Regions from separate parts of the Homo sapiens genome. Here regions 1, 2, 3 and 5 are each linked to region 4. Evidence: read pairs that join two places in POLR2A ChIA-PET (ENCODE). Cell type or tissue: MCF 10A. All regions are shown on one strand. Links, peaks and the distances in the headings refer to the core of each region. The heading gives the core; the rest is flanking DNA. Region 1 holds the start of OTUD7B (OTU deubiquitinase 7B). Region 2 overlaps OTUD7B (OTU deubiquitinase 7B). Region 3 holds the start of H2AC19 (H2A clustered histone 19). Region 4 holds the start of SF3B4 (splicing factor 3b subunit 4). Region 5 holds the start of VPS45 (vacuolar protein sorting 45 homolog).

Region 1 (6,223 bases), core at 1,031-5,030, 82 kb after region 4:
GCTTTTGTCTATATGTTGTTTCCTAAATGTTAAAGCTCATAATAGTCTGCCTTCCCATATTTATACACCACCTTTCCCATCCACCCTCAACCCCAAGAGCAAAGACACATGTCTTTACATCTTTTATACCTCCCTAAAGCCTGTCACTGGAGCATGGAGACTGCTTTATCCAGAGAAGTGTTCAATCATTACTCAGCAAGGATGTCTTATTTAAAAACAAACAAACAACTCTCTTCTATTATATTAAAAAGTCAACTGAATTCAGGCATTCATGAGAAAAACTGCCCTGTATCTATCTTCCAGTTACACAAATTTTTAATTACCTGAATTTATCAGAGGCTACAAAAAAGATTCCACAGTCTGCTATTCCACAGCTCCTAAGTTCCCATAGGAAAGATACTGCTGAGGTCACATTTCAAAGCGCTGTTTAAGGATTTTCCCTTTGGTGGGATGAGTGTTTAGGGTAAGGAGAGTGCTACTCATACACACATACACCCACACTATAATGGCCAGTGTCTTTTAGCATGCTTAAGATACTCAGGAGCTCCAAAACTTTGACAAGTGGCACTTAGTGCCCTCATAACAATCAGAATACTTATTTTGGTTACATACATTGAATCTCAAAATTGCAAATAAAGCCTCCTGAGAACTAGGAATAGTGGTGGACTACCAGGCAGCTCTCCACTCATTCCTAGGCTTCTTCAACCCCTTTGATCCCCATGCCCTGGAATAAAGTATGCAGTTCAACTTAGGGAGTTGCTAGATGCAGATATAAATAGAATTTACCCAGATATCATCACTAATATTGGCACCAATCAACTCACACAGATCAAAACAATTATTGATCATCAACAGATTCTGGGAAAGGTGTATGTGGTTTTTAAAAATTAGATTTTCGTCTCCAAATTAAGTCGTTTTTTAAATAGGGGTCTCAAAAGAAAGATTAAACAAATAAAGCTTTGGGAAATTTTCCAAGTTGTTGGCAACATAAGGCCACTAAAGGCCACCTAATGATTAGCATTCATTACCAGTCACCGGGCCTTATACAAGTCAGTAGATAGCCAGCTCTTGCTTTGGCAAAGTTTTACATTTTTTTCCGAGGGAGTCTTCAGTATTAAAAGCAAGGAATAAGTCAAATAAGGCAATGACAATAAAAAATTAGTTTGGCACTATCTTCCTTCCATCTTTCCTTCTATCTTGAAAGTGTAATGTCCAAAGCAGATATCTGTTCAATTCTAAATTATTCATGTTAACGGATAATTATTGGCAGAAAGGTGGTGATAATCAAAAATGAGGGTAAAATCGAAAAAATCTATTTTGGTTTTGGAATATATGTTTTCAGCATATTTACCTTCTTAATTATTCCTAGTATGAGCTAATATTTGCATTGATTTGCAATCTCTAAGTACATAGTAACTGGCCACTTTGTCAGGGAGGTGCTCTGAGGCAAGCTGGGTCAATAGTGGAAATTAGAACGGTCGGGGGTATTCAGCCTGCAGAGGAGCAACATCAAGTTCATTTATTTTACAGTTTTGTTCAGCCTTCAAAATATCAATAGACTAGCACAGCAGGTTGGTTACTGAACGTTAAAAGAACTACTTGAAAAACAATGAAGACAAAGCGTATAATTAATTCTTCATTGTTTGCGCATAATGTATTTGTAAGTTATACACAGCAAATATTTAACTACCTCTGATTCTCCCTAGCCACCCAGCTTCCGTCCCTGAAGTCTTCTCCCCATCAGGAATGCAATCTCATTTAGTAGGAAGAAAATTTTCTACATGTTTTCAGAAGTTACATAGCATAGAAACTTTTTTAAATATTTAGGGGTTAGCAACTCTTTGGAGCCAGTCTTACCGCCACCTCTTTCTCTACTCTGTCCTTTTCCACCTTTGAAATAGATTCTGAAAGACAAAGGGATCCAGCCTCCTCAAAAATCTCCTAAATATACAGTACTAGAGGCCAAAGACTGAAAAATTAGCAGCATGTGAATTTCTAAGCAAAGCGTTACGTAGTACGTATAAAAAGATAAGGAAAATAAAAGTCAACGTCCTGCTAATTCTAGGCTTTGCATTCGTGAAAAGCTGCCTGAAAAGTTTGTGGGGAACTTCTTCCATAAAATTCCACCAGTCAGTTTCTAATTTCAAATTTTTACATCTTTATTGTGCCCAGAGAAGCCACCTAGGTTAGACAAGAAAGACTACCACGAGCGGGGAGAAAGAGACTCTGAGCGCTGGTCCTTGTGAGCCGACAAGCTAAAAATACGCCGGCCCAGTAAACAAATCCCATTCCATCCCGACCGGAGCCACACCGTTAACCTAGTAATTATGAGAAGAGTGAGATCACGCAGCCCCCGGCTTACTCATCATCAGCTTCTAAAGTTTCCATCGGCTCATGGCAACTTTTCTTTTTTCTAAAGTTCTTAAGACTGCCCTAGAATCCGTCAACCTCCGTCTCTCTCCCTCTCTCACACACACACACAAACACACACACACACCTTTTTCTCGCCTTTCCTCCATTACTGTATGCACCTTAGTTTGGCTATCAATAGGAAGAATAAGCTTATTTGCTTTTCATTTTAGTATTATATTGAGATTTTAAATGAACTTTATCCTACTGTGGGGATAATACACTGCATCTTAATCACCTTAAAACTCCACCATCCCTCCCGAAAGTCTAGCTGACAAGGGGGGACCGTCCAAACTGGCCAGCACAGCTCAGGAAGGGAGGCCGGGAGCTGGAGAGCGCGGGGTAGGAACGCAGGACGCAGGTGAAAGGGAGGAGGAAAGATCGGGACGAAGCAAGGAGCAGTCAGGGCGAGAAAGGAGTGCCGAGGGGAGATGGCTTCGGGTGAAACAGATTCAGAAAGGAGAAAGGGGACAGTGGCGATCTGAGGAGCAGAGTTTGCGAGTCTGAGAAGCCGGGAGGGGCGGGAGCAGACGGGGGACGGTGTCAGGACGGGGGGCTCCGTTACCCTCGCGGGCTCCCGGGGCAAGGCCCTAGGCCGGGGCGGAGCGCGGGGCCCGGCCGCCTCTCTTCATTCCTCGGCAGTGACCCCGGGGTCCGGCCGGCCCCTCCCCCGACGGCGATGGAGGTGGAGGCGGTGGTGGAGACTGCGACCGCAGCTGTTGCTCCGCACGGGATCTGGAGCTGGAGCCAGAAAGGACTGATCGGGACTGGCCTCCCCCAGTGGCTTTTTGCCCACTCCGCACCCGGTCGCCACTCCGGCTCCGGCGGCTGGTTCAGGATCGGTGGCTTTCTGCTGTCCGGCCGGAAACAGGCGCCAGTTTCCGGCCGGAGCGGGTTGGTGGTGACACCCAGGCCGCCCCCGGGCCTCCTCCCGCTCCGCCCCGTCGCAGCCCCGCCTTTAGCGCCGCTCCCCAGGCTGCGGCCAGTTTGGCGCTTGCCCCGCGCGTGACCCCGTGTTTTCCCGACCCGAGTCCCTAAAGCTCCTGGTCTGGAGCATTCTTGAACAGGAGTTGGAGGAGTACAGGGTGGACTCTTAGGACTCTGGGGTAGAATCAGTTGGCTACAGCCGTTGGGAAGGAGCTGAAAGGGGTGGAGTAGTTGTAGAAAGGTGAGAGAGATGAAAATACTTCAGAATGAAAAGACTGACATTCTAGTAACTCTACACAATCATTCTGGAGTGACCGGAGGAAGATTAGCTTCTTCCACACCAGTCTCCACCCAATTATATATTTCTCTTGTTCCTTCACTCTTGAAGTGAACATATCCTTCTCTGTAAACACTTAATATTTATTTACTTGCATAACAGTGATACCCTGTTGATACATCTGCTTTAGACTGCTAACAGTAAAAAAAACTTACATAGTGCGTTTGTTATGTCTTCTAGTGCGTTTGTTATGTCTTTTAAAACATTATGGCATAATTCAAATATGTATTGTATCCCTGTGATGTGTATCACTGCTCTCAGTGATACAGGGGGATACAAAAATTAACAAGACATAATCCCAGACATCAAAGGTTTTACAATTTAGTAAAATACATAAAACTATATTATATGTAGCAGAACTTGTATGTGTCCTACCTGAGTGACAATGAGCTATGGCTATGAGAACATAATAAGCCATCCTTGTCACATAGTAGACCTTCCATATTTGTTGAATGAATGAATAAGTATTAGGCCTGTGTGGACTGTTTCAAGAAAGAAAGGCCATTTAGTAAATACCTCTTTATGACAAACACAAAACGATGCCAACCCCGGCTATACTCTAACAAAAGACATTTGAAATTTTAATTCAGATTCCTAACATTATAGCACCTGGTCTGCATATTCAAAATAATGTATTGCCTAATTGTGCCCATTATGCCTATGTAAAAACAAATACTCTAGTCAACTTTTCTTTCCCCTCACTTCTTCCTCAGTTTCTAAAGGGGAGGCGTGGGGCATAGGCATTTTAGAATTGTCTAGCTCAGAATAGGAAACTGACACCTGAAACAGGGAAACTTCCTAGACAGCTATATCTCTTAGGGATACACCTGGGTTTACAATCGAAAATTTAGGGCTGGGCCCAAGGCTGTCCACACATGCTAAGGCCAAACAAGTCAGAGTGCCTTGCATGGGGGCATATCCAAGACATACAATAGAGGTTGACAAGTAAAGTCATTTGGCGTGGGCTTCAAGCGTATAAGGGACCACAAATTTTAGCTACCGTTTAGTGGTAAATTTAAGGAGGAGAGCAGGATGAGATTTGGTCACCTAAATTGACTCTAACTGAACTCTAACTGAACTGAACTGGAAGGGTACGGGGGTGGACGCTTGGGACTCTGGGGTAGAATCAGTTGGCTACAGCCGTTGGAAAGGAGCTGAAAAGGGTGTCGTTCTAGAAAGGTGAGAGGGATGAAAATACTTTAGAATGAAAAGACTGAAATTCTAGTAACTCTACACAAACATTCTGGAATGATTGTGACAACAATCACTGACCACACCTACCCTTTGCTAGTTAAATCTGAGATGGGAGCACAGATCTGTAGAAGAGGAGCCTCAAAATCTGAAAGTTGCCTTGTTTCACCACAGCTGTCCAGAACCAGGTTATACCCATATAAATATGTCTTTCTAATCTTAACGCCACTGCCACAGACTTAATAGAACCAGGCGTGGAGCTCAAAGGCACTCTACCCTCAATATAAGACTTTTTCTTTTGGCAGTGACCATAGAAGGTCTCCAGATTTGAAAGCTGGGCCAAGTTGCTGGTCAAAGTCATTTAAGTGACCACACTTTATAGGCTTGCCTGGAAATTTAGGGGCCAGGAAGTGATGGGGTCACAGTTGCTTTGTGCCTATTTCTTGCTCTGACCATCCATCATTCATTGTTGTTTGTGCAGTTGCTCAATGGGCTGCTTGTCTTTGGTCAGCCCAGGCTGTGTGGGTAGCAGTGTGGTCAGCTGGGCTGGGAGCCAGGCCACCTGGGTTCTGGTCCCAGCTCAACCAGTCCCTAATCCATTAAGTGACTCCCTTCCCATTCCTGTGTCTCAGTTTCTCTGCGTAGAAACTAGAGGCTTCTTCTCTAGTGATATGCAGCCATTTAGGCTGGCACTAGGTTGGATGCTCAGAGGCAGCTGTTTAATGTAGACATTGGCAGCAGCCAGAACACAGTTGACTATTTCTTGCTGCTAGGTAGAATAGTAAGGGAAAAAAGGTAAAAGCACCAGACAAAATCCTACCGGTGTACACAGGGCCACACACCCTCAACTGCTATTCTGTCCAAAGTTCTTTTCCACCCTAGAGATCTGTTTTTGTTTACTCGTCTTAGCAATTCTAAGGGCTGCTTCAAGGAGCTCCCTGAGCTTTTACATCACTTTAAGCAAGAGCAGAAAAACCAGAGCTTTGCATTTCACCAGAGAAACTAAAAAGAGAGACTATTTCAATACTGGGGCTAATGGCTAGAGTTGGGGAAAATGTTCAGAGAAAGGTTGTAGCTAGGCAGGGAAAAAAACTATTTACATTTATATGCTTTTGTGGTGGAAAAGAAAACCAAACCAAAATAACTTCCTTTCCACCGCCACCAATATAATTTAGACCATTGGTTCTGGGGAGTTTTTAAAAACTACATATTATACATGCCTAGGAACCTCAGACTGACGCAGAATTCTTTCTTGGAACTGAAGACCATGAATCCATATTTTTTAAAAAAATATCTAGGGCTCGGCTGGGAGCAGTGGCTCACGCTTGTAATACCAGCACTTTGGGAGGCTGAGGCAGG
Region 2 (6,223 bases), core at 1,208-5,207, 69 kb after region 4:
AGGCAGGCTGCTAAGTGAAGGGGATGCATCAGCCAATAAGTCGTTATCTCTGCTTTCTAAAAGTTCATCTAATGGACTGGTTCCAGAGAAAACCCCAAGATAGATATCAGCCAACTTTCTTAACAAAAGGTTTATTAAGTGCCAGACCAGAGACAGAAAAAGATGAAGAGGAAATTTTAAAAGGTGAGAGGCTTTTTCAATTTACTAAACAAATTTATTAAACAATTTACTCCTTTGGATTATTAAAGTCATGTGTTCCTCTCCAAGAATGTCAATCATCAGAAATTGACTGTAAAGGTTTTTTTATGATAATATCTAACCAAATATTTTGGTCAAAGGCACTGTTTCCTTAATCTTACTAATCTGGGAAAACAAGCAGATACTGATCTACATCGATACATTTTAAAATATCTATTATATAATATCTGTATTATAGGAATGTGGTTGATCTTACCAAAACTGGGATGAGTTGCTTCCTGTGCAGACAGATGCTTCCAATAGAATGTACTCTAAGCCTCTAGGGTCAAACATGTAAATCCTGTTTAAACTTTCTTGCCCCATACTGAGTGGGTACAAGTAGTATGGGCAATGCTTCACAATGACCACAATTACATAGGCCAAGTTTTCAGTGAAGGTTTCTGTTTTTCCTTCTCCTTTCCACAAAAACTACAAAAGGTATCAATTAGTACACAAGCCATCTGGTAAACATCCATTGTGTTCTGAGCCTTCTTGAAATTAATCCAAGAAACCAACCCTTCTAAGAGTGAGTCCTATCCCATTATTATTTTTAACACTATTATTGGTAGTGGTGGTGGTGATAACAAGTGCTAACTTTGCAGTTCATAAAATACTTTCAAATGTATTATTACCTCATTCACTGAAAAAAATGAAGAGGGGATAAAAGGAAATATCATAGGCAATTATCTCAAACATCAAAAACAAAACCCAGCCGGGCGCAGTGGCTCACGCCTATAATCCCAGCACTTTGGGAGGCTGAGGTGGGCGGATCACGAGGTCAAGAGATCGAGACCATCCTGGCCAACATGTTGAAACCCCGTCTCTACTAAAAATACAAAAATTAGGTAGGTGTGGTGGCATGCGCCTGTAAACCCAGCTACTTGGGAGGCTGAGGCAGGAGAATCGCTTGAACCTGGGAGGCGGAGGTCAGGTTGCAGTGAGCTGAGATCACACCACTGCACTCCAGCCTGGTGACAGAGCAAGACTCCATCTCAAAAAAAAAAAAAAAAAAAAAACCCAATTTTTTGTTTTTTTAAGAGACAAGAGTCTTGCTCTATTAACCAGGCTGGAGCGCAGTGGCACGATCATAGCTCACTGTAACCTCAAACTCCTGGGCTCAGGCAGTCCTCTTGCCTTAGCCTCCTGAGTAGCTAGGACTACCGGCGAATGCCACCATGCCTGGCTAATCAAACCCAATTTAACTGGAATTGAAGAGCAAGCATTTTCAATTCAAGAAGTTATTTCTATCAAAAAAGCATTGGACTGACTCTAGCAATGCAAACATCACAGAAAAAATTTCCCTGTAAATTATCCCCTTAAATGCTAGGTCTAATTGATTCAGTGTATAAATGTTAAGATTACAGTCTCAGCAAGAATTTGACACTATAAATCTTTGTTTACCTCAATCTTTTTCCCAAATGCTTTACCCACAGTTAAATACTTAATAAATATTCTTCTACAGAAGGAATACTAACAATAAAGAAGCTGCTCTAGAAAGACAAACTGACAACATTTAGCATTCAAGGACCTTTTGAAGATTTAACGTTTATTGTGCACCTAATCCAAGTACCATGCATTACTTGTGGGTTAGATACATCCACATAAATCATCTCGCTAACCTCATCAACTATGCCCAGATACTCCTGGATCCCCAATACTAAATTGATTAGCTTTCCAATACCAGACAGTTCTAATACTGGCAACCTTGGCCGGGCGCAGTGGCTCATGCCTGTAATCCCAGCACTTTGGAAGGCTGAGCAGGTGGATCACTTGAGGTCAGGAGTTAGAGACTAGCCTGGCCAACATGGGGAAACCCTGTCTCTACTAAAAATACAAAAATTAGCCAGGCATGGTAGTGCGTGCCTGTAATCCCAACTACTAGGAAGGCTGAGCCAGGGGAATCGCTTGAACCTGGGAGGCAGGGGTTGCAGTGAGCCAAGATCGTGCCACTGCACTCCAGCCTGGGTGACAAAGCAAACCTCCACCTCAAAAAAACAAAACAAAACAAAAAAAAACACTGGCAACCTTGATCCCACCTAATTAATCCTTAGAACTTAACTGGAACTCAATTCCTACTGGAACTCAGCTACTCGCTCTAAGTCTTCAGCATTTTTTTTATGCTTTCTACGAGATAATGCTCAAAATAAATCCTTGCACCTGTTCTGAAGATGCTAACTCCAGAGTAAAGACCACACATCCCAGGTATGGCACACGGTAATAGTGGCCGTAATCTAAAACAAGTCCTCTCTTAGATAGCACAAGCTAAAGAATAAACCTAGAATGCTAACAAAACTGAATTTCAGCTGGGCAAAAGACATTGGATCTTGGTATTGTTTCCAACCTCAAAACTCTTTTCTAGTCCTCTGAATACAGAAAGCTTTTTCTATTTGAATGAATTGAGCAGGCAAGTTTGACTCAAGAGTCCCTACCTGCATACTCATCAGAGAGAACTGAGGGAAAACAAAAAAAATTCCAACTCGCATGACCACATTACAATGTTAACAACACATTACTCACCATTGTGCTACAAGAAAGAACCTGCAAGCAGGCACGAACTTTCAGGAAGCCAAAAAGAAACAAGCAAACAACATTCTCCTAGTTCTCAAAGCACAAACTCATTCAAATGCCAAAGCAGGTCACACTGTCCAGTTTATACCCAGGTACAAGTGAGTGGAGAGGGAGAAGGGAGAGGCAAGGGGAAGAGAGGAAAAGCATTATTGTGCAAGTATGCTTTTCAGCACCAAGACACATTTCTTTCTTGGATTCATCAAGACCATTTTTAACAACAACAACAAAAAAAACTGGGGTTCCACCTATTTTTATGCCTTTATATATTCACAGAGAACATCCAATATATGTAAACAGTGGCATAATGTAACAATGGTTGCAGACATTCCTTTTGGAATCCGTTAGAGCTATATCTAAATCCTACCTGTTACTTTCTTGATTTGTGACCTTGGGTAAATTATTTAACGTCTCTATTGCTTAGCAGATACTTCATCTGACATTCACTATAGCATCCTCAGGACCTTAAACAGTGCCTAAATCACACTAATACATACTTTGAATGAATTAATCTGTAAGGTTGCATAACAGTATCTATTTTATGGCATTGCTATGAGTATAAATGAGGTGTTATATAAAATGTTTAGTATAACTCAGGCTAGGATCTTGCTACTAAAGAGTAAAGTTTTCTTCCCTTTATTCTCCAGCCAGGTCAGAAGTTATGACAGACGAGCTGTGGCCACGAATAAGATAGGATAAGCATGGAAGAAGCCAAGCATTAGAAGATGTTTATTACTATCATCATGGGCCATACCTAGGATGACTGGTGCTTATTCTGGAGTTAGAAGCTTAATAACAGGCACAAGGATTTCTTGTGAGCATTACCTAGCAGAAAACATTTAAAAATGCTTAAAACTGTGACAGCAAGGAGCTGAGTTCCAGGAAGCAGCTGAGTTCCTAGTCAAAAAATCCGAGAATATTTAGTCTTGGCAGACGAAATTAAATAACAGTGCCAGTCCCTTACGGTAGGTGCATAACAAGTGTTAGCTGATTCAGAAAATTGTATTTTCAATCCTCAAGTATCTGTTATCACATAGATAAAAGTCTGGCAAAAGAAGAAAACAAGAAAAGGGGTAGGAACGAGTCACATCTTAAATATGCCTGACTATGTATTTTAAAAGCAAATACAAAAGATCTAAGGCTATTCAACGCTGTAAAAAATCTCCTATTAGCAAAAATACTCAATTGATTTATAGTATTTACTCTCCCTTTCAGGTAATAAGATCTATGTCAGTAAATTGTTTTTAACTGCTGACAGGGTAAATAAGTCTCAAAGATTTGGGTCTAAAGCTCTCTTCCTTTTACTAAAAAAAAGACTAATGGGCCTTTGAGGCTACTTCACCCACAGCTTTCAACTCAAGCAAGCCTACCTTCTTGCAGGGAGAGTGGGGGGACACTAATTGTATCTTCAAATTGGGAGTCAGAGAGACTATGCACTTAAATCCAAAATCTAAAGAAATCTTTCCCCTTGAATATGACGAATTGAATCTCAGAAGATAGCTCTAAGAAACCCAGGCCACTATTGCATTAAGAGCCTGATAGACTAAGTACACACATTTTGTGTCTAAATATAAGGAAAACCCATACGGAACTGAAACAGCTTGTGGTTAAACCTCACCATAATGTGGTCTTCAACTTCCCATTTTGTTTTCCAGGCATTGTTCTGTTTTTAACCACTTGACCCATCTCTTCTCAAGCAATGTGATCTAGTAGAAAGAGCACTAAACAACAATCAAAAGAACGGACGATACACACCAAGTCCTACTACTTACTAGGCATGCAAACATAAACCAGTTACTTAAACCCTGAATTCAGTATCCACTGAGAATGCTGAGCCAGACTCAGTACCTTTCAAAGCTGTCTACCAAGGTACCCCACTTCGGAGAGGCATCAGAAACCCACCAAACCCAGCTCTCCTTATTGCTATTACCCAGACTGAAAATGTGTGATCATTCTTACCTAACCTTTTTCACGATAATCAGTTACCAAATTCCCCTTATCTCTCTTCAAATTACTCAAATCTCTCCCCCTTTCTGCATTACCATTACCCTTGTAGACAGTCTTTTTCCTGGACTATTATAACAGTCCTCTAACTGGTATCCTTTCCTCTATTTTATACCACAAGGCTGAATCAGTTTTCCTAAAATACTAATTCATACAATACAATTCCCTACTCAGAGATTTTTCAGTATAAGTATAAAAACCAAATTCCTTTGGCTGAGATTTAAGTCTCACTCCAATTTATCTAACTCTCTAACTTTACTAACTTTACTGATCTTATTGCCCTCCTAGGTAAAACACTGTGCTACAAACTACTTTTCCTGCCCCCAAAACAAGGTGAGCTCAGCTCACTGGTTCTCCACCTTGAATGTTTCCCCGCTATATTTCTCTCTTCTCTAAGGTCTAGATTACCATAAAGGTAAAACTTTTCCCTATCTATTCCCTTTAAACTTCTATATAGCTATGTAACTGTACTCCTCACTTGGTACTTAGTACCTTGGACTTGTATTACTATTTATCTATTTATGCAAATATTCAGTGTTCACAAATAATTAGTGAGTTCTTAATGACTTTGACTGTTTCTATAATATACTGGAAGCCTAACTTTTCAGAGAACAGATATCCAATAAACTGTTGACAGTAACTACTACCTTAGACAAGTCATTTAAATTTTCTGGGTCTCATTTTCCTCACCTAGAAAATGACAATATGTAAATCTCTTTTCAGTTCTAAAATGCTATATGATATTAGATATACTGCTACATAGCCTGTATTTGTTTCTCACATTTTTTTTCTTTATATGCATTTATCTGTATGTAACCATGTCCTATGTAACCCAGAATATAAATTCCCAAGGGGCCAGTTCTCCTCCTGCTTATTTATTTACTGGGTAACTCCTCCTTGGCATCTCCTTAGTGCATTGTCCCCAGATTCCAGTGCACAGCCAAGTGTTCGGTGGAAAGGAATTTGTAGTTTCAATCAAGCAGCAAACATCAAGGGAAATTTGCACAGATGATTTAAATCTCAATTTTCATAATGAACTAGTATATTATACAAAATTACAAAGATGTGAGAAAGAAGGAACTTAAAGTTGTTAAAATGACAGGACACCTTGTGCCAAATAGCCAGGAATTTATTTTAGGCAAGCAAAGAAGCTAGGACACAGAAACTCTTAAGTCTAACTCTCAAATTCTATTTTCAGAGTTCTAAGAAGGGGTATGGAAAGTCTCTATTCATGTCAGTAAACAACAGGGACCAAGTATTGTTCATGTCAGAGAATCCTGTCCCTTAGAACTGATAGAAATTTTCAGGAAATTGATGGTTTCATACTTAGCCAGGTGAGCTACCAGTTCAAGGGAGGCAAAAGCAGATGCTCACAATGGAACACATAAGAGGAGATAAGTTTCTAAAATATATTTTT
Region 3 (6,223 bases), core at 693-4,692, 79 kb before region 4:
TTATGACCAATGGATATCATTCAGAGTTCTAGTTTACATATGCTATTATCAAACATATGTAAGCCTTTTAATGTAACTTGGGAGTGAAATTAGTAAAATTCTATCAATTTACATAAATTAATTTTACTGTAAAAATAAAATACATTATGAAAGTTTCTGTACTAATGTCTTTGATTACAATTTTTAAAGTATTTCCCATTTTTTTATTTTGAAAATTTTAAACCTACAGAAAAGTTGGAAAAAAAAGTACAAAGACCAGCCATAGTCCCTTCACCTGGATTCACCAATTATTACAATTTTGCTGCATTTGCCTTATCTTTGTCTTCTCATGTACACAGACAGCCTCTGAACCATTTGAAAATAAACTGCAAATATGTTGGCACTTCTCCCTAAATATGGTGGCATGTCTCTTAAAAATAGGATATTCTCCTAAATAGCTACAATCACATTATTACACCTAACAAATTTAATGCTGATTCAGTAATATTAATATGCAATCCATATTCAAATTTCTCCAATTATTGAAAAAATTCTATATAGATGTTGTATTAGTTTCTTGTGGCTGCTGCAACAAATTACTACAAACTCAATGGTTTTAAAACAACAGTCATTCTCTTACAGTTTTGGAGGTCTGAAGTACAAAATCAATTTTACTCGGTAGAAATCAAGGCTGCACTCCCTCCAGAGACCTTAAGGGAGGGTCTATTTCCATGCCTTTTCCAGCTTCTAGAGGTTTATTTCTGGTTTATGGTCCCTTCCCTCTGTCTTCAAAGCAAGCAGCCTATTAATCTTCAAATCCCTCTCTCCTTCTATCGCCTCCTTCTACACTTGACTTTCTTGCCTCTCCTATAAGGACTGTGGTGATTACATTTGGGGCCTACCTGGATAATCTGGCATAATCTCTCAATCTCAGAATCACATCTGCAAAATCCTCTTGGCTATATAAGGTAATATTCACAGGCTGTAGGGATTAGGATATGGACATATTTGGGAGCCACATTTAGCCTGCCACAGCCATTGACTACTGTTATGGGTTGAGTTGTGTCCCCCCGAAAGATATGTTGAAGTCTAACCCCTAGTTGCTTAGAATTTTGCCTTCTTTGGAAACAGGGTCTTTACAGAGGTAATCAAGTTAAAATGAGGTCTTTAGGGTGGGCCCTAATCCAGTATGACTGATACCCTTATAAGAAGACATGGAGACAGCCGGGTGCAGTGGCTCACATCTGTAATCCCAGCACTTTGGGAGGCCAAGGCAGGTGGATCACCTGAGGTCAGTTCGAGGCCAGCCTGACTAACATGATGAAACTCCATCTCTACCAAAAATACAAAATCAGCCGGGCGTGCTGACGCATGCCTGTAATCCCAGCTACTCGGGAGGCTGAGGCAGGAAAATTGCTTGAACCCGGGGCACAGAGGTTGCAGTAAGCCAAGATCATGCCACTGCACTCCAGCCTGGGCAACAAGAGTGAAACTCCATCTCAAGAAAGAAAGTAAAAAAACATGGAGACATACATGAAAAAACTGAGGTAGAGATTACAGTTATGCTGCCAGAAACCAAAGAACAAGTGGGGCTACCAGACACTGAAAGACAGGAGTCTTCCCCTAGTGGGTTTGGAGAGAGCATGGCCCTACCAACACGTTGATTTCAAACTTCTAGCCTCTAAAACCATGAAAGAATAACTTTGTGTTGTTTTACGCCATACAGTTTGTGGTACTTTGACAGCCCCAGGAAATTAGTACAACTACTAAAATTTTTTGATTTAGTTTATTTAAAATTTTTAAATAAAATTTCACATCTGAAAAAAAACCCTGGACATTTTTCCTGTGATGGTAATATTAGTCTTTAGCCTTAGTCAAGTATTAACATTTGGACATCTGTTCCAAATATGTAATTGGAGCAACTCTGTCCTAATTGACCCTATTTGACTTGAGACCTTTCATGAAAGGTCTTTCCTTTTATCTAGGAAATTATTATTCCTGAAATATTTCAAGATTCAAACTGGTATAAGTAAATATGTCAGACAAATTGGCTTAACTGGAAGTCCAAAGGTGCAGCAGGGATCCAAGGTTGGCTGAACTCCATGAGTGGCTCAGTTCCCTGATTCTCCCACACTGTGTCCTCCTCTGCATATTGTCTATAATCATTCTTGCCTTCATACCTAAAGACAGTCCATCCTCCTGCTGCCTCTTGAAAGCAAATAAGCTGCTTTCCCAAAAGATAATAGCATACTACACTCCCCTGCTGAGTTAGTTGTTACTCAGTTCACTTCCTGAAATGTTAAATGCCAATGAGTTTGATCTAGATTCCTGAACTAATCACAGTAAGAAGCAGGTTCAGACAGCAATTAAACTAATCAGGCCAACCCTAAGAACTGTGGGTAAAATGCGTTTCTGGGAAACACATGTGGCAGCACTATAACAGAAACAATTAGAAAAATAAATGCTACCTAGTCAATAACATACATTATAGGACTATGAACTACTAAGTTACACCTCATGACAAACACATGAGTAATAAAGTCTAGAAAAATACTTAAAGGTGATGTCCATCATTCTCATTGCTGTGTTCACAGTTCACAGGTAGACCCTAAAGACAGGCTTGTGTTGTCTTTACTGAACCCTAGATGCATCTCTCAAACTGTCAACTGCACATATCCACTTGAATAGCAAAGAGCTTCTCAAATTTCAGTCGGAACTCTGGATCTCCCTTCAGTGTCCCAACGAATATCTTCTCTCAGTGTTCTATCCTAATAGTACCACTATCTACACAGTTGCTCAAGCCAAAAATCTAGGGGTTTCACTGTTAGCTAAATCCTGTTCCTCAGCCACACCTATTAATTCTACCTCAAAGATAAAATCCAACATTTGTTTCCATTACCACCATTGCACTCCAGCATGTCATTTATCCGTTGTTTTTCACACTTTAGCATATATCACCATCACCCAGAAAGCTTAACACAAATAATGGAACCTGGGAATTTTCATTTTTAGTAACTTCAAGTAATGCTGATGCTGCTGGTCTGGAGAGACTTTAAGTCTTAATCACTGTTCCAGCCCACAACACTGCAACAGCCTCCTAATTGCTTTCCTCGCTTCTATTGTGGCCAGCCTAGGATTTACGATCCCCAGAGCAATCAGTATAATATTTTGAGGTTAATGAGGCTGTGTGATTCCAAGTCCAGTGTTCCCAAAGCAGAAAACAAACCTAATCAACCTCCCTTGCAAATTGGTGGTCCTTCTCCTCTTCAGGGATCCCAAACTCTGGCTTCAGAAATCGTATATTTTGTTGCTATTGTATGGAACAAACCCTTAAACTGGACAAGCTTTTCCGAGTGATAACTCTTGGGGAAAAAAACCATTTAATGGTATTGGGTAGATTTTAGGGTATCTCAACTAGAAAGCGCAGAAGGTTATCGGTGTTAACTCCTGGTTATCAAAATCGAACTTCCATCTACCTCCTTAAGGAATTTTCACATGAGTGGTGGTGTAGGCACGTGTTTGTGAACCAATGATATAAAAACCTCAGGTTTCTCGATACCATATATAAAAGTTGAGCTATTCCCTTTTAAGTACACATCTGAGAGCATACAATGCATTTAATCTCTACCTTCATTTTACCACTGAAGAGCGGACCCAACCTTTGTTCATATACACAATTTGATCTTACATAAACTTATCAAAATTAACACTGCGTTTCTCAACAGGAAACAATCTCCTGGGCACATATTCACGGGTACGTAACCAGGCCAAAGACAGTTCAAGAGCAGCCCTCTAAGGCAAGCCCCAACCTATCTATGCCATAGTAAGATACCACTATCAATCTATGTAAGCTTACTTATAGCAATGCCTATGTGAAAAGAAAATAGTTATCTGTGCTTGGTGTTGTGTGCTCTCCTAAAGTTAACCAGACGTGAAGCCAAAAACATCAACTGGGACTGACAACACAAGAAAGATTCTTTAACTGAGGTGGTTAAATGGCCCTGAAAAGAGCCTTTGGAGACAAAGCAGCCGGCGACCCGCGGAGGGAGGGAGGGAGGGAGCGAGCGAGCGCCAGGTCCCGGCAGGGACTCACTTGGAGCTGGCGTACTTGGTGACCGCCTTGGTGCCCTCGGACACGGCGTGCTTGGCCAGCTCGCCGGGCAGCAGCAGGCGCACGGCCGTCTGGATCTCCGGGACGTGATGGTGGAGCGCTTGTTGTAGTGCGCCAGGCGGGACGCCTCTCCCGCGATGCGCTCGAAGATGTCGTTGAGGAAGGAGTTCATGATGCCCATGGCCTTGCACCAGATGCCGGTGTCGGGGTGGACCCGCTTCAGCACCTTGTACACGTAGATGGAGTAGCTCTCCTTGCGGCTGCGCTTGCGCTTCTTGCCGTCTTTCTTCTGGGCTTTGGTGACGGCTTTCTTGGAGCCCTTCTTGGGAGCCGGCGCGAACTTTGCAGGCTCAGGCATGGCCAGACCCAAGACCGACACCGACCCCCGAGAACGCAAGCAGAGCGGTAGGCTCGGGGTCTACCGGAAACGACTGTGTACTTACAGAGGCTGTGCGCATGACGCTGCGTTATGGTTCGCGAGTTTTCCGCGGCGCGCAATGCGAGGGAGACGAGATTATGTAAATGAGTGGATTCTGGCTGAGCTATCCTATTGGCTATCGGGACAAAATTTGCTTGAGCCAATCAAAGTGCTCCGTGGACAATCGCCGTTCTGTCTATAAAAAGGTGAAGCAGCGGCGTTTTCGGCGACTTTCCCGATCGCCAGGCAGGAGTTTCTCTCGGTGACTACTATCGCTGTCATGTCTGGTCGTGGCAAGCAAGGAGGCAAGGCCCGCGCCAAGGCCAAGTCGCGCTCGTCCCGCGCTGGCCTTCAGTTCCCGGTAGGGCGAGTGCATCGCTTGCTGCGCAAAGGCAACTACGCGGAGCGAGTGGGGGCCGGCGCGCCCGTCTACATGGCTGCGGTCCTCGAGTATCTGACCGCCGAGATCCTGGAGCTGGCGGGCAACGCGGCTCGGGACAACAAGAAGACGCGCATCATCCCTCGTCACCTCCAGCTGGCCATCCGCAACGACGAGGAACTGAACAAGCTGCTGGGCAAAGTCACCATCGCCCAGGGCGGCGTCTTGCCTAACATCCAGGCCGTACTGCTCCCTAAGAAGACGGAGAGTCACCACAAGGCAAAGGGCAAGTGAGGCTGACGTCCGGCCCAAGTGGGCCCAGCCCGGCCCGCGTCTCGAAGGGGCACCTGTGAACTCAAAAGGCTCTTTTCAGAGCCACCCACGTTTTCAAATAAAAGAGTTGTTAATGCTGGCCACTCTCAGTCCAGCGTTCCTCAGTAGTGAATAGCGAACCTGGAGCTGACGGGACGGGACGGGACGGGACGGGACGGGACGGGGCGGGGCGGGGCGGGGTGTGTGTGTGTGCGCGCCGTCTTCCATCTGGAGCACGTAACTGCCTTGGCTCTTCGATGAGTGGGTCCCCAGTCCTAGGACTTCCCAGGGCAGGTGCAGGCACCAAACGTCCTGGGCGCCGCCACGGTCCGCTCCACACAGTCACAAACACCAGCGCCGCGGGCAGTACCCAACGCGCTGAAGTGTTGCGCGCGGAGCGCGCGCTTCCCTAGTGGTTTCCGCAGGCTATGGCCGGACACTTAGACCTAGTCTGGCACCAGCGGGACGTGCTCCTCGTCCCCACCCCCGATGGGGAGGGCCCTGAGCGGGTAGTGCTCGCTAGTGTGGCGGAGCTGGGTCTTGGCTTCACTGAGCTGACTTAAGTCTTAGTTTCTGTTTTGTTTTCCAAAGCGCCCTGGCGGCGGAGAGTAAGGGCCTCGGAGGCGGAATCTTGCGTCCTGGGGGCGGGCACCTCTCCCACCCAAAAGGCACCCGACAGGCGAAAAACGATCCGCCAAGTAGCAACTGGGGGCGGGGGGCAAATGGAAGAATGAGGTTCCACGCGGGAGCTGTAGGGCGCAGCAAGAAAGGGGGGGTATTGCGGGCAGTGTGTTCTAAGGAAGCGAAGGGCGGAAAGGGAACAATCTGACAAAGCTGCAATGGAAAATGACTTTCACCCTGAAGGAAAGGGGAAAAACAAGCTTGCGAAACTTCGCCAACTGGTAAGTAGAAAGTGAGGCGGGGTGGGCGGGATTAGGGAGGAATCTGCCCAAGCCAACCGGTGACTTTAGGACGGGTGACGTCACAGCCAATGGACAGCCAGCGCGGGATTTTCAATTATTGT
Region 4 (6,223 bases), core at 1,039-5,038:
AAAGTTAGGGAAAACTGGAGTCAAAGTGGCAAGAGATTACTACAACAAATTAAGTGTAAAATAATGAGGCAATGAGAGACTGAACTAGGGCACTGGCCATGGGGAGAGATGCCACTGATACAAATAAGACTTGGTATTAAGAGTGGGGTGATAGGGAGCAGTCAAACATAGCTCTCAGATTCATGAATTAAGCACCTGAAAAAAAAGAACACTAGAAGAAGAATGGATTTGAAGGAGAGGGATAGAAAAATGACGCTATCTATTAAGCAGCAGCATCAAGGATCTGGAATATCAACAGCTACGGACTAGAGATACAGACCTAGGAGGCATCAGTATATACCCAATTAAAACTATAGATATATGCAGAAAAGAGAAACAAGCACAAAAATCTAGGCACAAGTAGACATGAGTCTATCACGGTAGCTGAGATTAAGAAGTCAGAGAGAGGGGTGGAGGATCTAGAAAAGCAAAAGCAAAAAGAGACAAGAATTTCAAACAGGAGGACACAACTAGTTTCAAGTATATCAGAGGTCAAACTAGATAAGGAGCAGAAGCGTCCCCGAGATTTGGCAATTAGGTCACCACTTTGAGGTGGAGTCAGAGAAGAGAATGGAACTAAAGATTAAAGAAATAAAAACTGGCAAGTAGAGTCTACTTGTCAGAAAAACTTAAGAAATGGATTCAGGGTGGTAGATGTTAGAGAGCATTTTGTATGTTTTTATAATAGAATGTCTGAAGGAAAGGAAAACTCTGAAACTGTTACTGTTGAGGAACAAAGGGCAGCAGGGTGAGTGGTAACAGAGATGCTCTACCAAGCTCTTCCCTCCCTTTCCCAACAAAGCACACCTACCTGGATGGGGCATCCCACCCGGTGGGAATGGGTGAGGATGTGAGTGTCCATGACCAGGATGTCCTGCCCCTGGGGTTCCTGCCGATGGGGGGCCATGTCCTGCAGCCCCAGGAGGCATAGGTGGTGGGGGCATGGCTGGGGGTATCCCAGGTGGGAGGGCTCCAGGAGGTGGCACTGGGGGTGGGAAGGAGCCAGGAGGAGGCATGCCTATAGAGGAAATGGAAAAAGGAAGAGTTAATGGTAGTGAGGAGAAAATGTCTTTAAAGAGCCTGTCCTGATCTGGCCTCTCCAGGCAGGGTGAGCTCTTTCCCCCTCCTCCCAGTGCTCTAAAATCAAAAGCAATGTTAGAAAAGTCAACCAACTTCACCCTCCTAAAGAAACCCAACAACTTTCTTCTTCACCACTACCATCACCCCTCAGTCCTCTTCCCATCAACTCACTGACTCAATGTCCCCTGTCCCCCTTTCAGACTTGTTTTCTTCTTCCTCCTGACCCTCTCCCCCAACCTTAAGACAAACATATTTTAACCAAAAGCTTTACCTGGTGGAGGAAGCCCAGACCCCAATGATGATACCACAGGATTGGGAGCAGAGGGTGGAGGAGGTGCATCTGCAAACAGCTGATGAGGGCGATCAGCCTGGGAGAGCGGGTTCTGAGCTGCCAGAAGTCGTTCGGCTGCTGAGCCATGGCGCTCACCCTTGGAGTCCTTCTTGAAGGCATAAGATACGGTGATAGGACGGTTACAGAGGTACTGCCCATTCATGGCTTCAATTGCTGCATCCGAAGCATCAAATGAAGCAAAATTAATAAAGGCATAACCTTTGGAGTTGCCTGTGTCAGGGTCCCGCATAATTTTGGGGGTTTGTAAGATGACCCCAAAGGCGCTGAAAGTATCATAAAGCAACTTCTCATCAATCTCAGGGTCCAGGTTCCCAATGAAAATGTTGGCCCCTACATCCAGGTTTTTGTTGTGAGCTGATGCTTTGTTCACCCGTATTGGCTTCCCATAGAGTTTGATCATGTTCATGATCTTAATGGCATAGTCAGCATCTTCCTCACTCAAGAATTCCACAAAGCCATAGCCTGGAAAAGTGGAGAAGAGGAGGTTAACAACGTAAGTAAAGAGACTGAAAATGGGGTAAAATTCATCTACCCTCTAATCACAAAGAACAAGAAAGAAACAACATCACTTTACTTAAGAATGGTTCCAGAAATAAACTGAAGAGAGGCTTAAAAGAAAAAAATCTTTAGGTTGCTCATGTTATTCCAAAACAGTTGTGAATACTGCTGGGACCCTCCGGGAGCAATTCGCCCCTTGTCATGTACTCACCTTGGTGCTGGCCAGTGACTCTATCCTTTGGCATGTGGGTGTTGACTACTGGTCCAGCCTGGAGAAACAGTTCCCACAGCAGCGGTTCACTAACCTTCTCATCCAGGCCCCCCACGTACACAGTGGCATCTTGAAGGGAGGGAGCAAAAAGAGCAAGCGTGAGAGTGTAACGGGAAGGAAGGAAGTGATGGAAACATGAAGATGGAACCCAACCAGGGGAACTGGGGACCGCGGTAGGGGACAGGAGCAAAAAAAAAAGTTTAAACCCTTAAACTTCTCTCTTCCCAGGACTTCGGGAATCCTCTGAAGTCTAATTTAGTATTGTGAGTGGGTTTTTTTGATTTTTTGAGTGAGAAGTCAGCAGGGGACCGGACTTAAGTATCACACCCAGAGGCCTCAGCCAGCACCCGGCCACCCCGCCCCCAACAGGCAGAGGGCCGGTCTCGCGCCCTCTGGGGAAGGGAGGAGTCCAGTCTCCCACCCCTGCAGAGACACTGCTGGCTGTAGTCGGGGCCTCCTAGCCACGCTGAGCCCATTCCAGACTTTCCCCCTCCAGTTACCCTGATTCCGCTCGGAGATCGGCCCGGCAGCCATGGCGAAAGAGATCCCGCCGTCTCCCAGCAGCGGTTCCGCCTTCTGACCTCAGCACGACTTCCACTTCCGGGGCGAAGACGGACGTAGCGGTGGGCGGGGCCGCGGAAGAGGAGGTGCCTGGAAGCGGCTGCAGCCATCTTAGGAGCCTCCGAAACTTAACCTGGGTCGGGCGGTAGAGTCCTCGGCTCGCGTCCTGAGGTGCCGCTGCTAGTTGTCTTAGCGAGGAGGGCGGAACGGAAACGCTCAGGCCCTCTTAATGCACTGCTAGACTTGAAAGAATCACACTGCTCTCAAAAGTGTAAATTCGAAAGCTAAAAGAACAAAAATTTCAGTTTTAATATATTTTGTGGACAGTGATTCTTCTTCTGTTGTCCAGAGAAGGATGTGCTGAAGAGTTCCCCCCAACCCGAGGACTTGGGGGCTTTCAGGCGCAGAGGGAGCCTTCCCTCTCGCCTGCAGCCTTCTTGCAGATTTGGCCTCACAACCCTGATTTGGGCTGGAGGTATTTGGTTTTCCCTCAGGGGAGGAGACTGCGAAATGTCTGAGCTTAGAGTGACGTCTGCGCTCACCTCGTCCTAATTGCATGGGGAGGGTGAGGGCTGCTCCGCGTTGGTGTGTGACCACAGCTGAGGGGTGGATGGGATCGGAGCTCTAGAGTCTGGATCTCTAGAACACTCTGGCCCCATCTGCCTCTAAATGGGAGACACACACAAGAGAACCCTTTCCCCAAATTGCACTTGAATTTTGCAGAGCCTCACCAAACCCAGTTCCCCTATTTCCTTAGCAATAATATGGTGGATGCCTTCCTCTCTTGGGTCATACACCCCTTTTACCCACCACTTTCCTACCTAGGAGAATCCTTTATTCAAACACAAGAAACAATGCCAGCAATGTGTATAAATACTATGCTTTAATGAGCCCCTTAAATAGAAATTCCACTACAAAAATACAGAGGAGATAGGGTGTTTCCTGTATCCGCCTCATTCCCATAGAAAACTATAAGGGAAGAAATAGAACTTGGAATTAAAGCAGCAGCAAGGCGAGGTGAGAATGCGATTTCTAGGCCATCTTGTTGGGACTGATGAACAGCATCTCTGATCTCATGATTTAACATCTGGTTATCCAGAAGGGATGGGATTGGCCTAAAAAAACCGATCAATTTCTGGATTGTTTTTGTTTCTTAATCCTTCAAATGACAAGAAGCAAAAATATTTGTAGAAACTAAGCAAGACAAGAGTTGGAGCAGTTAACACCACTATCTGCAGCAGAAACTCAGACCTTCTTAGTGAACTTAAGGGCTGAAGTGTGAAAGCTGAGGCTGCAAGTGCAGATACAAAAAAAAAAAAAAAAGATTAGACAGAACCCTCCTCTACCCCAGATCCCCCTCTGCCCTGCCTTTGAGAATGCCAGCAATTTCAGTGGGATTGAGAATGGTATGTGGATCTCTTTTCTTGGAGTGATCCTCAGGAGATATTCTTGGTGTCCATTTCCGTAATAACTCCTGAAGATGGGATAGCTCATCCTGGAGGCCAGAGATTGTGGGAGCTGAGAGGCCCATCTGGGGAGGAGGCAAAGAGGAACAGAGAAGAATACTGTTGTAGCTCTGGCCCCCTGCTTCTCTGCTACTTCTGGTGTCTTTAATTCTGTTTCCCCTTTCAGCTATGCCCTAAATTCCACTTAATCTAAGCCACAAGCACTTTCCCGCACCTCCTACACTCCCAAACCTTGTTTGATGCCAAGAGGAGTAGAACTTCACTTCCCAGACTCCCAGAGGCTTCAGCTCCTTGCCTTTCCAGCTCCTGTTCATCTGGTTCAGCAGAGTCAAGTCCCTTGTCCCACTCCCAGTCTATTTTCCCTTCTTACCTGGACCTCAGGCCTTCCCCTCAGGTAGCAGCGTCTCCAGAGCCTGATCTGGGGTCCCAGATACCCAGGCAGCAGCAGCCCTGGAGGTAAAGGGCAAGCTCCCCAATGTGAGGGGAGACCCCATTCCTGGTCAGCCAGGCTTTCAGAGGAGATAGCAGGTCGAGGGAGCCAACGAGAAGAGACTGCCAGCAGGGAAGGACTGTCCCGCCAAGGACAGAGCTGATTCAGGGGGGTCAATGCTCCTCTAGAGAAGAGCCACACAGAACTGGGGGGTCCAGGAACCATGAAGCTTGGCTAAAAGGAAAAGAAAATCAACTGGCAACAGAGAGACCAGATAACCCTAGTTTCCCCAATCTGGATCAGGACAGGGTGTCCTGCTGCCACCCACTCACTGCACTGGTGACTAGAACTACAAGCCTCCCCATGAGAACTCTTCTACCCTCCTCATTAGGCTTCAACTAGGCCTCGGGACTGATTAAGGTTGATTTTAGGGCACCTTATGTGTGCACGAGACAGGAAGATGAGTAAACAGACTTGAGGAAGGACAAAAAGGGTGCCCTCTGTGCTATTCTAGGTCTTCTGTCTTCCTAGGGACACCCAGGGACTATAAGTGACAGCTGCAGAAGAGTAGTGGAGTAGCTTTCCCTAAGGAACTCAAGACATTTTGTCTTTCACTTCTCACTGTCTAGTAGCATGAGCCTGTGGGAACGTCAAGGGAATTTAGGAAGTTTAGACACTTCACCTGTGGTCTAGGGAGCCAGGAATCTGGACAGTGTTCTGGGTCATAGCCAGGATTCTGGAATTGTAGTATCTGTGCATTGCTATAACGTAAATCCCAGTCCCAGACAGACAGCTGCAGGTTAAAAGAGTTCCCAGCTGGAGGCTGGGAGTATCCTGGGGTGTAGACTTGTGTATAGGAGTTTAACTGGACAGAGGAAGCAAGAAAAAGGATGGTTACACACAATCCTCCCACATCTAGAGACAAATCATGAGATTCTCACCTCTTATTCTAGGAAAGATGTAGGGCAAAAGTCTCGTCCTGAAAATGAGAATAAATCTCCCCCTCCCCACTCACAGACCTCACTTCTCATAAAACAAATCAAGACCAAACTTCAGAGAGTACATCTCAATGGAAAAAAAAACACGAGTCAAAAATAGAAGTCACTGACCTGTCCGCTCTGCTTTCCGCGCTCCCAGGGGGTATTTCTCAGGAAGGTAAGGGTGTCAGGAACCCTGACACTGTCATGAAGAGCAAGAAGGAAAAACTCAGAGAATTCAAAATCAGCTGGAAACTGCTGGAGGAGCTGCCAGACACAATCAAGGAAGAGGAGAAACACCGGAGCCTGAAAAGAAATTAAGAGGTTGGAAGGGATTATTGGGACCCAAAGAGGGAGGATGACGAGATGATAAGGGAATGGGGAACACAGGGAATAGGGGGAACTTATGGAAGTCAGGGAATGAAAATCTGAATTGAGGGTAGCAGGGGCTTGTAAGGCCTCACTCATCAGGATCTTCGTCCCAGCCTAACCTCGGGGCCCTTCTGACCGGATTCACCTCCAATGGATTATACAAAATAATTTCTCATT
Region 5 (6,223 bases), core at 1,775-5,774, 140 kb after region 4:
ACTTATACTTATAACAAGCTCAAATCACCAAAAATTTCACTCAGACTAGATCATTTCATCCTTGGGAATGCAAAGATCTTATTTAACTAAATTTTCAGTTACTCAGGTCTCTGAGTATATTACCTGTAGTTTCTGCAGATAGAAATGGTTCTAGGCTAGGCATGGTGGCTCATGCCTATAATCCCAGCACTTTGGGAGGCCAAGGCAGGCAGATCACTTGAGGCCAGGAGTTCGAGACCAGCCTGGCCAACATGGTGAAACCCTGCCTGTACTAAAAATACAAAAATTAGCCAGTTTGGTGGCGGGCACCTGTAGTGCCAGTTATTGAGGAGGCTGAGGCATGATAATCACTAGAACCCAGAGGCAGAGGTTGCAGTGAACCAAGATGGCACCACTGCACTCCAGCCTGGGTGACAGAGCAAGACCGTCTCAAAGAAAAAAAAAGAAATGTTTCTTGCTGTGGAGTGGTTGCAATACAGAAATCCAGTTTCTTTGGCCATCTCAAAATGCTACAAATGGTGAACTTATTTGTAATAAAAAGTATGAATTCAGGATCGTTATTTTAAAGGAGTCTGCACAGGATTTGATAGCTGGTTGGTAGTCATGCTACAAGCCAACTCAGCTATAATATTCTCACTGTGGCTATTATCAATTTACCTACTCAGAAAGGTGGAATCACTGAAATTATTGAATGTGCAGACAGAACTCTTCATGCAGATAATTTTTACTCAATGATTTAAAGCTATTAAATGCTTTTGCTACCATAAAGCTCAGCACATCACAGTTGGTGAACTGTGATGAAAATTTAACAAATTCTGTTTGATTTGAGGCTGCGTAGACACTAAGCCTCTGAAATCACTTGAAGCATATTTTTCCTAAGTTTTTTCTTCATAAAAATTGCATGTTTTACAAATTATGATGGAGCAGGTCAAATCTTCCCATTAGTATTTCTATTATTGTATAGTAATACAAGATCAAGTCTTAATGGAAATTATATTTAGAAGCTATGGATGACATTTTCTGAAATTGATTCTATGTTTAAATTTTCTTGTCAATGGGAAATACATATAACCATAAGTGAAAAATAAGCTAAAACATGTTTACCTTTTGATTTCTAATAATCGAAGCTGATATTTATTGAGCATTTACTATGCACCAGGCACTGTGTAAAATACTTTTTTGCACATTATTTCATTTAATTCTCACAAATTCATGAGGTAGGTTACGTTATTACCATTTATCTGATGAAGAAATGGTTAGAGAAATTAAGAACACTGCACAAATACTAGTTGTATGACACAAGTAATCCTTTCTTTCTTTCTCTTTCTTTCTTCTTTTCTCTCTTCTCTTCTCTTCTCTTTTTTCTTTTCTTTTCTTTCTGGCAGAGTCTCACTCTGTTGCCTGGAGTGCAGTGGCATGAACATGGCTCACTGCAGCCTCGATTTCCAGGGCTCAAGCAATCCTACCGCACGCTTCTCAAGTAGCTGGGACCACAGATGTACCCGCTACACCTAGCTAATTTTTAAATTTTGTGTAGAGACAAGGTTTAGCTATGTTGCCCAGGTTGGTCTCAAATTCCTGGGCTCAAGCAATCCTCCTGACTTAGCCTCCCAAAGTGCTAGGATTACAGGCATGAACCACTGTGCCTGGCCAATACTGCCATTCTTTATGCAAATATTTTTTTCAATTGTTATCAAGTAGGAAATCTAATTAACTTCAGTTTCATTGAATTTCATCTTTACTTCCTTCCTATCCATGGCTTATGAGAGAAGTGTTAACATGAAGCAACAAGGATTATAGTAAATAGAGAATTAATAATCTAAAATAACTGAGTTGGCCATATTGTTATTATAATTATGCTGAAGCTTATTTACATATTCTTTGTTTTGTGTTGAAGCCTTGAGCTCTGGTGGGGGAAAATCATGATTTTGATTAAACACAAAATGGGCAGTTAAACCTCTAAATAGTATACATGGAGAAAGCTGAAGTACATTTAATTATTTAGATAATCATTCCTGATTATTTAACTTACATATTTACAAGCCTAAATAAAATGTACAAATGTAAATAGTGCTTTTTTTTTTGGAGACAGGTCTCACTCTGTCACCCAGGCTGCAGTGCAGTGGCACACTGTAACCTCAACCTCCTGGGCTCAGGTGATCCTCCCATCTCAGCCTCCCAAGTAGCTGGGACTGGAGGCGCTGGCCACCATGCCCAACTAATTTTTTGTATTTTTTTGTACAGACAGAGTTTCATCATATTGTCTAAGCTGGTCTTGAACTTCTGGACTCAAACGATTGGCCTCGCCTTGGCCTTCCAAAGTGTTGGGATTACAGGAGTAAGCCACGTGCCTGACCAATACTGCATTTTTTGACTTCCTGTTTTCTATCCTTAAAGCACTGATTTCTTGGACCCAGTGAAAACAAATTTTTCAAGTTGAAGATTTTAAGTTAATGTAGTCATTCATATTTGAAGGATGTCATGATTTATTTTTTAAATTTAATGTCTTTACTATTGAAAATATTTCTTGTTATTATAGTTTACTTATACCCTAAATTAAAAATAAGTAGGCACTTCATATTCTGGATTTGCTGTCACTTGCCTGCAACAAAACAAGTAACTGGGTTTATCCTGGATGAGTCACAAAGCAAGAGCTTGGATTTTATCATTGGTTTCAGTTCTATTTTTAGAGGTATGGGGATACAAAAGAAGTTCTTAATTTGGAGACATTTAAAATGGCTTGTGTGGTTTTCTTCAGGAAGGAAGGATGCTGTCTAACTTCAGGACCATCACAGCACCCTTTAAATATGTAATAATTATTTTGTTCAAAATGTTTATGTTCCATATCTTATCGCTCAATGTATAAAATATCACTGCCACTGACATCAATGAAATTTTATGTGAAATGGAATGAGTTAGTAAGTGTCAAGTAGGTATTTTCCTCGTCCCTCAAAAAGTTATGTGCCCAAGTATAAATCATCAAAAGGATAAAGATTCTTTCCATCTATTGCTTACAGACTGACTATTGTTTAAAAAGGCACGAATTTCATAGACAAGTCTTTATCTCCTTCTTTCTTAAAAAAGCACAGAAAATGGGGAAAAATCTTCTATACTGCAATCTAAATTATAGGTAAGAAAAATAAAAACCAAGTGACATAGGAGATTGGCAGTGAATTTTCAAATATCAGTAATTTACAGGATTTACAGGATTTTCATTAGCGTTGTTTCCATGTTTTCTGTAAGATACGAACATTTAAATTGATAAGAATGGAATGTTCATATAACATTTCTTGTATCCATTTAAAGATTCACATTTTCACTTTAATATATAACTTAAGACTTTTCTTTCAAAACACATCTAAAAATTAGTAAAATGCCTAAAGGGAAGCTTTATTTACTTGGTAGAAAAGCTGAAAGAAAAAAAACATATTCTTCACAATTTCAGAGGTGACAAAAATCTCTTATATTTCAGTAGTTTCTGATCTCCCTTAAGGGATTTGAGAATTATATATAATATTGCATAATCTTAAGCTGATTAATGTTAAAGTGCTATTGGTCTATTTTAACTGTGTACTTCTTAAAATATAATGAAAGAATTTATTTGGTAATCCTGAATCTATTGACCTCACAAACACTGGTCATTATTTTGGTGGAAATATTCATAAGCATTTTTAGTTACTGATTTCTAACAATTGTTTCTTATTATCTTCCTGATTTTACAATTCCCCAAAGTAAAGGTGCGAAAAACAAACATCTACCCTCCTTTTCGACAAATGCCATGATAGAGGGGAGACCTGTGTGGTGTAAAGACAAATGCAGACATTTGGAAGTTGATGGTTTTAAGATTCAGTAAAAACTTGAGAGTTTTGGCTTCAAATCCCCACGCTAGTTTTAGTTCTACCGGATACGTGTCCCCTACCCATTTCAAAGGACCCAGTCACCTCGGCTCTTGCCTGAGTTTCAGAGTCCCGCCGGAGTTAGAGCTGGCAGAGTCCAATTGCTCAGAGCGCCGAGGCGGGGGCGGGGCAGGGGGACGCTTGCAGGTCCGGTGGTCCCGCGGGCTGCGAGCCCCCACGGCCGACCCTAGCTGCAGACCCTCCTGGAGAACCTCAGGCCTTTCCCCCAGAAACATCCCTAAAAGGCGTTCCCTTTGTTCATTCATTCAACAAATATTTGTTCAATCTCATATGCCCCTCTGTCTTGGGAAAACCAATTAGGGCCTCTGCAGCCTCAACACAGGGGCACTGTTCCCGCCTATTAATGACGCAATGAACCCGGGAAGACGAATCTCGACCACTGTTTCGCAAATACCGCGTGTGATTTATTAAATGCCGTCTCTCCGAGTCCCAAGCGGCCGGGAGCATTATGCCACCTCCCTTGCCCTCATCTCTCACTGCCATGCAAGAAAGCGTTAATGGCAAATAGGGCACGTAGCCACACTCCGTCGTTCCTGCTTCCAAGCAAACCTTGTGCCAGGTTCCTCATTTCGCGAGGCTCCACTCTCTTGGGCTTCAGGCTGCCGCTGGGCCTCCAGCACCAAAGGGCAATAGGGGTCTGAGAGTCCGGGCCTCAGGCATCTTCAGGCCGCAGGTGGGTGGAGAATAACGCCCGCGCGTGGCAGCGGCCCAGGCCGTCTCAGCCGGATTTTTCCATCCCCGGGGTAGGCTTGGTCCCCTGTACACTCCAGCGGAACTACAACTCCCAGCACCGTGGCTGCCCGGACTCCCGGAAGCCGAATCCCGGCTGGGAGGAAGCAGCTGAGACCCGGCCAACAGACTGGGGGTTAATTTAGCCAGAAAAGGGGGCGGGAAGGGCTGTAGGGTACTTGTCAATTCGCCGCCATGAACGTGGTTTTTGCTGTGAAGCAGTACATTTCCAAAATGATAGAGGACAGCGGGCCTGGTATGAAAGTACTTCTCATGGATAAAGAGACGGTGAGTTTGCTTTTGCTCAGCATTTGTGAAGGAACCCTCTCAACCTTACAATTGCTCGTCCCATTCCACTGTAGGACTTAGCATTTAATTAAACATACGAAAATGAGGGTCGGTTTGTGTGGAATTGAAAAGTTGTTTATATAAAGCTTGCCCGGTGGGTTTTCAGTCTACATGGCTCCAGCCACTGCCTAGAGACTACTTCTACCCGGAACAATTTATTGGAATCAGAAATCCTTTTCTAAATGTCCCCGCCAAGAAATCATTAATATGTCAGAGCACTTGGAAGGCTTTGGGATGGGCCTACTGTTTCCACTCAACATTGTGTTTTTAAAGTAAAGCTGTTGGAGCTCAAGCTGAAATGACAGATTATTTGTTGGCCACAGACCAGAAAACAAAACTCTTTAAGGTGATAGAAAAAAATATTTTTGGAAACTTATGGATTGTTCCTGTTCAAAGAGACCATGTTTTTTGTTTTTAATCTTGAAGCTTCAGCTGAAAGGATAGAGCGTATTTTTCATTCTCGTATGTTACCTACCTGTTTGGATGTTCAGTAAATGTTTTCCGTATATTACTATTTAAGTTATCCAGCTAAGTATTAATGAAAAAAGAGGGTTAGATGTGCTACTTGTTTTTATTATTCTAGACTAGCATACTTTTAGTTAATCTTTTGTTTTTACAGACTGGCATAGTGAGTATGGTATACACACAATCGGAGATTCTACAGAAGGAAGTGTACCTCTTTGAACGCATTGATTCTCAAAATCGAGAGATCATGAAACACCTGAAGGCAATTTGTTTTCTTCGACCTACAAAGGTACTGCATAAACTGAGCTTCCATCTGCCCAGGCAGATGCAGAACACTCTGATCTGAAAGCATTAAGAAGGCAAAATAAATTTGTATTATCATAATTTGTGGCATCATAATTATCCTGGTTCATCAGTGTTATAACCTTCATTTTTCTTGTTTTGTTTCCATATTTCAGTTGACCCCTTACAGCCAGTTCTTCCTTCAAGATGTTTTTTAGGTTCACAGCCATTCCCATTGCCACTAATGAACTACTCTTAACGGAGACCCACATTACTTTATTCCTGGATTAACCTCCGTATCTGTCACATTGAACACCATCAACACTTAATTTTATATACAGCTATGAGTGTCTTGAATCTTTGCCACTTTATTCACATTTATGCTCAGGAACCTGTGGTGGCTTGATGTTACTTCCATGATTAAATCTATATTTAGCCCAGCCATTAAAGCCCTACTTTGTTGGTTTGATCTGCCCATGTGT

Evidence for each region. ChIA-PET counts read pairs that join two places held together with the same protein. Peaks named below come from ENCODE experiments on the same cell type or tissue, not always from the same donor. Only the 100,000 strongest peaks of a DNase experiment are listed, where the experiment ranks them.
Region 1: POLR2A ChIA-PET joins it to region 4 with 38 read pairs; 13 of 35 experiments call an interaction of 5 or more read pairs at or near these places.
Region 2: POLR2A ChIA-PET joins it to region 4 with 10 read pairs; 9 of 35 experiments call an interaction of 5 or more read pairs at or near these places.
Region 3: POLR2A ChIA-PET joins it to region 4 with 12 read pairs; 6 of 35 experiments call an interaction of 5 or more read pairs at or near these places.
Region 5: POLR2A ChIA-PET joins it to region 4 with 23 read pairs; 8 of 35 experiments call an interaction of 5 or more read pairs at or near these places.

Annotation. Positions count from the first base shown.
Region 1 is chr1:150,007,474-150,013,696 of GRCh38, forward strand. It overlaps OTUD7B (OTU deubiquitinase 7B), which reads right to left and starts at 3,253. Exons shown (of 12, transcript NM_020205.4): 1 at 2,975-3,253. LOC124904413 (a long non-coding RNA gene) reads left to right here and starts at 4,990. Exons shown (of 3, transcript XR_007066598.1): 1 at 4,990-5,052. RefSeq lists enhancers at 1,998-2,880, 2,245-2,294 and silencers at 2,815-3,104, 3,365-3,414. In MCF 10A, for the core only: no CTCF peak of the experiment used is centred there; DNase peaks (open chromatin) are centred at 2,338, 2,798 and 3,298.
Region 2 is chr1:149,993,354-149,999,576 of GRCh38, forward strand. All of the region lies in intron 1 of OTUD7B (OTU deubiquitinase 7B), which reads right to left. Among named protein-coding and RNA genes, the nearest start is that of OTUD7B, 14 kb to the right of the region's middle. In MCF 10A, for the core only: no CTCF peak of the experiment used is centred there; a DNase peak (open chromatin) is centred at 2,718.
Region 3 is chr1:149,846,326-149,852,548 of GRCh38, forward strand. H2AC19 (H2A clustered histone 19) reads left to right here and starts at 4,736. Exons shown (of 1, transcript NM_001040874.1): 1 at 4,736-5,269. The coding sequence starts at 4,789. The coding sequence ends at 5,181. It also overlaps a transcript of H4C15 not described here and the pseudogene H2BC20P. RefSeq lists enhancers at 4,799-5,481, 6,161-6,223. In MCF 10A, for the core only: no CTCF peak of the experiment used is centred there; no DNase peak of the experiment used is centred there.
Region 4 is chr1:149,924,986-149,931,208 of GRCh38, forward strand. SF3B4 (splicing factor 3b subunit 4) reads right to left here and starts at 2,818. Exons shown (of 6, transcript NM_005850.5): 1 at 2,741-2,818; 2 at 2,181-2,309; 3 at 1,391-1,933; 4 at 851-1,057. The coding sequence starts at 2,774. MTMR11 (myotubularin related protein 11) reads right to left here. Exons shown (of 17, transcript NM_001145862.2): 14 at 5,807-5,980; 15 at 5,380-5,562; 16 at 4,638-4,931; 17 at 3,666-4,332. The coding sequence ends at 4,144. RefSeq lists enhancers at 2,615-2,994, 4,129-4,198. In MCF 10A, for the core only: no CTCF peak of the experiment used is centred there; DNase peaks (open chromatin) are centred at 2,866 and 3,306.
Region 5 is chr1:150,063,017-150,069,239 of GRCh38, forward strand. It overlaps VPS45 (vacuolar protein sorting 45 homolog), which reads left to right and starts at 4,760. Exons shown (of 15, transcript NM_007259.5): 1 at 4,760-4,934; 2 at 5,614-5,748. The coding sequence starts at 4,842. It also overlaps a transcript of OTUD7B not described here. RefSeq lists a silencer at 3,937-4,176 and an enhancer at 4,387-4,716. In MCF 10A, for the core only: no CTCF peak of the experiment used is centred there; DNase peaks (open chromatin) are centred at 2,635, 4,265 and 4,715.